2 separate regions of the Homo sapiens genome follow, and region 1 is linked to region 2. A link is a loop called in an ENCODE intact Hi-C map of the cell type or tissue named here. Cell type or tissue: Calu3. All regions are shown on one strand.

Evidence for each region. A loop is a pair of places that touch in the nucleus more often than their neighbours do. Peaks named below come from ENCODE experiments on the same cell type or tissue, not always from the same donor. Only the 100,000 strongest peaks of a DNase experiment are listed, where the experiment ranks them.
Region 1: it touches region 2 in a loop (4-fold over the local background); 2 of 110 quality-filtered maps call a loop at or near these places.

Annotation. Positions count from the first base shown.
Region 1 is chr2:110,657,090-110,659,589 of GRCh38, forward strand. It overlaps BUB1 (BUB1 mitotic checkpoint serine/threonine kinase), which reads right to left. Exons shown (of 25, transcript NM_004336.5): 12 at 1,525-1,653; 13 at 1,321-1,431; 14 at 457-556; 15 at 1-28. It overlaps SNORD132 (small nucleolar RNA, C/D box 132), which reads right to left and starts at 1,160; the gene lies at 1,061-1,160. In Calu3, no CTCF peak of the experiment used is centred here; a DNase peak (open chromatin) is centred at 1,002.
Region 2 is chr2:110,754,290-110,756,789 of GRCh38, forward strand. All of the region lies in intron 1 of ACOXL (acyl-CoA oxidase like), which reads left to right. Among named protein-coding and RNA genes, the nearest start is that of ACOXL, 23 kb to the left of the region's middle. In Calu3, a CTCF peak has its summit at 1,410; no DNase peak of the experiment used is centred here.

The DNA of each region.
Region 1 (2,500 bases), 97 kb before region 2:
TGTGGGTTTATTTTTAGGCTGTGGTAATCTAAGGAAAGATTTGCTAAATTATAAATAGTAAAATATGCTAAGGAAATAAATGCTATCACTTGACCATTAGAAAAGTTCTCTACTTATCCTATTTAATGAGTTAATCTTTATATAGATATTCCTTGCTTTTATAGCAGTTCTAGCAAAACTGAGTGTAATCAAATTAACATGACTTATAAAAGTAGACCTATCATTACTTGAGGGTGGGAAGTACAGAAATTTCTGTCACATAACTTTTAGAAGCCAAAAATGAATTCCTGCAGTACTGTAAATCTGGAGAACTTTGGCAACACCCCCCTGGTTGTGTGGTCAAAAGGCTCATTTGACCATGTGATTGGCAGTTCACATTCTCTCCTCACCACCCCACCACCTCTGGTCCCAGAGAAAACTCGGCAGCATCCCATTAACTAGATGGTATTTTTTTACCCATAATTTTCTTTGTTTCCATCTTCAAACACATGAAAAGCAGATGACAAAGAAGAGATGATCTTATTGACTCCCCAAGCCCCAGATGACCTTACATTTTCTGCAACAGAATAAAAAATAGCATCTAATTATTGTACTAGGAAAAAACATCCTTTATATTAAACTTCAACTACAAATAAGAAAAAGGACTAACAGCTGACAGAAAAGAACTAATATCAGCTTTTCAAATACTAGGCAGTAAGTCACTATAGTGAGATGAAGTGACTTAACTATGGTAACAGGGTTTTGTACTCAAGTCCCAGGTCACGAGTCCCTGCCACATATCAGCAAGGTGTTAATCATTCTCCTAAATCAGTACTATTGTCACCTGACTCACTCAATAAACGCTCTCAGGGTTTCGTTTTCCATTTCCTTCAAGAAAGAATTAAGCTCTTAGCTTTACATTTCAAGTCCTCCTGAGTCTAATTGGCTTCTACTTATCTTTATCATGATCTCTGGCTTCTAGCATGAATCCCCTGACTCTAGACAAATGTGGGCTAGCTGCCAGCCTCCTCTAATACTCTGCCCCAGCCATTCCTCTACCAGTGAAGGCTCAAGTCACACCTTGAGTACTCAGCCCTTCTTATCCATGGGGGTTTTGTCCTTCTTTAGCACTATTCTTTTTTTTTTTTTCCCTTTAATCAAGCAAATCTATCACACACATTGAGTACCTTGTCAAGAACTGTCTTATTTTTATTTCATGCATTCCCTGCCTTTATGTGACAAGCTAATCAAGGGCAGGGTCACCTCTTAAATAATTCTTGATATTTTCTGTGATAACCACCTATAATGCTATGCACTTAGTAGCTTTTAAATAGTTATTACTTTGAAACTGGGCTTCAAATGCATCTTCATTTTGATCTAGAGATTGCCATTCATCTTTGTCATCAGAAATATCAGGAAGTGTAGGAGCCTGAAACATATTCATGATGAAACCTTAAAGAACAAAAAGAATAATTGTAAACAGGTTGCAAAAGAGCTTTCATTAACTTGTCATCAGGTGCTACACACTCAGATAAAATACTTTACCTAATGCTTCTTTTGTGTGCACGGTGGGTGATGGCTGCACTTTGGATGGCGTTGCCTGAACCATTCCCAGTGATGTGTTTGGAGTTGTGTGAAAAGAACTTGTGTTGGCAACCTTATGTGTTTCACACCCTAGCAAAGAAATGGAGACAAAATGTGGTATCAGTAGGGAAATCAGAATAACTTAAAAGACACACAATTTAAGTAAGTTACAATTAAAACAGTTTGTCATTGTTAAAAATTATCACTAAGAATTTCCAGTATTATAGTGCTTTCATATATTTCATTTTTATCTTTATAATAGTCCTATGAAGTAAATGAGGTGAAAATTATCCTTTTACAGAAAAGGAAATGAAGGCTGAGAGAGATTGAGTGGTTGGTCTGGATTATACCAGATTAGCAACTTTGTCATAAATTATACCCTTAGTGCCACTGTATCCCAAGTTCATAGTCACAATGTAAATCTTAAGATTGGCTTCCCATCTCATTCCACTGCAGTCAGGCATAGAATACAAGGCCCTGCACAGCCTGGGTCCTGTTTGGTCAGGCCTCACCTTCCTCCTCTCCCTGCTTACCTCCCCACATTGGTCCCTTTGCTGTGCTTAGAATATATCAGAGATTTTCCTGCTTGAGGGCTTAGCACTTAATATTCCCTCTGTCTGAAAAGTTGCCCAAGCTAATGGCATGGTAGCTCCCTAACTTTAGCCCTTTACCCAAATATCACCTTGACTGAAATTTCAACCCCATAACTCCAATAGTACATTTCTTTCCCCCTCTGTGTGGGTGGAGATTTTTTGTTCATGACTTCATCCCTAACTATGTATAACAGTGCCTGGCACCTACAGAGCAGGCTCAGTAAGTCTTGGTTCAGTTAATGAACCTCCAGCTATTTCAAACAGCCCTCCTCCTCACCAAACTGTCCAGAAAAAAAATGTCCCAGTCACACAGCGGAGAAGTGAAAGCCCAACCTGTGCATCTT
Region 2 (2,500 bases):
TGGAACTCCCAGGCTCAAGCAATTCTTGTGCCTCAGCCTCTCAAAGTGCTGAGATTACAGGTGTGAGCCACCATGCTGCCCAGCCTAGTTCTATGAGAGTTTATTCCCTATGTAGTATTGTGTTACCAACACCATGATGAGGGCACACAACATCACAAAGAAACTCCCCTTTGTTTTCCCTTCAGAATCAGAATCCCCATAGTCCTAACCCCAGCAGCAACTGATATGTTCTCCATTACCTTAATTTTGTCACTTTGAAAATTTATAAAATTGGAATTATGTAATATGTAACTGTTTTGAGATTGGCATTTTTTCACTCAACACAATGCCCTATCCAAGTTATTGTGATCTATCCAAGTTGTGTGTGTCAGTGGTTCATTCCTTTTAATTGTTGAGTAGTATTCCATTGTATGGATGTGTCACAGTTTGTTTATCCATTTGCCAGTGGCATTTGGGTTGTTTCCAGTTTTTGATGATTGCAAATAAAGCTGCTGTAAACATTTATGTACAGGTTTTAAAAATAATTTTTGTAAACAAAGAATTTCTCCTAGGGTGTATACCTGGGATTGCGATTGCACATGAAAAGTCTATGTTTAACTTCATAACAAACTGTCAAACTTTTCTAGAGTTCCATTTTACACTCCTACCTCCAGCGAATGAGGGGTCTAGTTGCTCAGCATGCTTGTTAACACTTGGTATGGTCAGCATTTGTTTTGCCACCTTGCCAGGCTTCCTAGAGAGATCTCTCTCTCTCTCTCTTTTAGCTTAGAGGTTTGCAGGCTTATTCTTAGTCATGGGACCGTTTTACAACCTGAATCCTGCACAGAACACCAATAGGGAAGTCAGATGATGGTGGAGCTGCTGGCCAGAGCTAGGCCCTCCCTAGACCTCATCACATCTCCAACAGCTGTCCCCAGATGACCCTCACATGTGAGGCCTGACTCCCACCCCCAGAACTGATGCCATAAACCCAGGGCCGCTGCCTGCAGCCTGAGATCTAGGAACACTAATATTTGCCTAATCTCCATATCTTAGAGACCCAAGAAGACATAAAAGAGAAATTATAGCTGAGAACATGTCAAAAAATCATTGTTTATGATTTTATATGCCATTGTTATACAGATGGTATTTGAGGAAAACTACCAAGATTGTTAAATGTGGCGGTTTATATTTGAAGACAGAAAATACACAACTATGCATGTTGCTTAGGGGATTGGAGCATAAGGATGTTTCTAAAATCCTGATTTTTCCGCGGCAGATTGTCACCTGTTTGCTCGAACAGTGTTAGCAATTTAGATATTATTATTATGATAAACCGGTGTTCAAGCTTTCAGCTAGTTTCCAGAATACATTTTTATCCAGCTTTAATTTATTTATGAATTTGTTATGGCAGCAGTTCAAATGAGGAACATACTCCATCTAGTGGTTCTTTTTAACTATGCAATTTAAAATAAAATTTAAACATTTATTTGAAATAGGTGTTATTTTAACTTGGTTCAAAAGTCAGAAAGCATAAAAAAATAGAGTACTGTTTCCCATCTACTGAATTTTCCCACCTCCACCCCACATACCCAAAAGGTAAAAACTGTTAGTTTCTAGTGTGTCCTTAAAGAAATTAAAAAAAATACACACACATGCAAGCAATATGTGTATTGTTAATCACTATTTCTGTCCATATAACATTATTCTCATCCCTTGTAGGGCATTTTGGGAATGGGAATGAGAATAGACCTATAATTAGAATTGTCTAACATGTCTCTGTTGAGAAATTTATTTGATATAAGGAATTCGGGTGTTAATAGTTGAGAGCTGTTTAGTAATAGCCCACTTTTCTTAAGGCCTCTTTTTTTTTTCTGAAGCAGAGTCTTGCTCTGTTGCCCAGGCTGGAGTGCAATGGCACGATCTCGGCTCACTGCAACCTCCGCCTCCCGGGTTCAAGTGATTCTCCTGTCTCAGCCTCCCGAGTAGCTGGGATTACAGGTGCCCGACACCACGCTCGGCTAATTTTTTTCTATTTTTAGTAGAGACGGGGTTTCGTCATGTTGGCCAGGCTAGTCTCAAACTCCTGACCTCAGTTGATCCGCCCACATTGGCCTCCCAAAGTGTTGGGATTACAGGTATGAGCCACCGCACCGTGTCAAGGTCTGTTTATTTTATAGGTTTTGATCATTTCTTCAGTTCCTTTGGGCGATGTGTGTATTATCTGTGCATTAGTGGCCCTCATCTACTGATTTCTTGGATTAAAATTATGAAATAATTCTTCAGGTTTTATTTTAATACTTTGTGGTTTTATTTTTCTTCATGTCAATTGTTGATCTATTTGGAATTTATTCTAGTACGTGGTGTGAAATGGGGATCTGACTTAATTTTCCTTTCCAGTTGGCCACCCAGCTGGATGTTTCAGTAATGTTTGTTTTTCCCATGATTTGATATACCACATTTGTCTTACATATATTAAATTTCCATATATACTTACTTCTGTTTCTCAATATTCTATTTT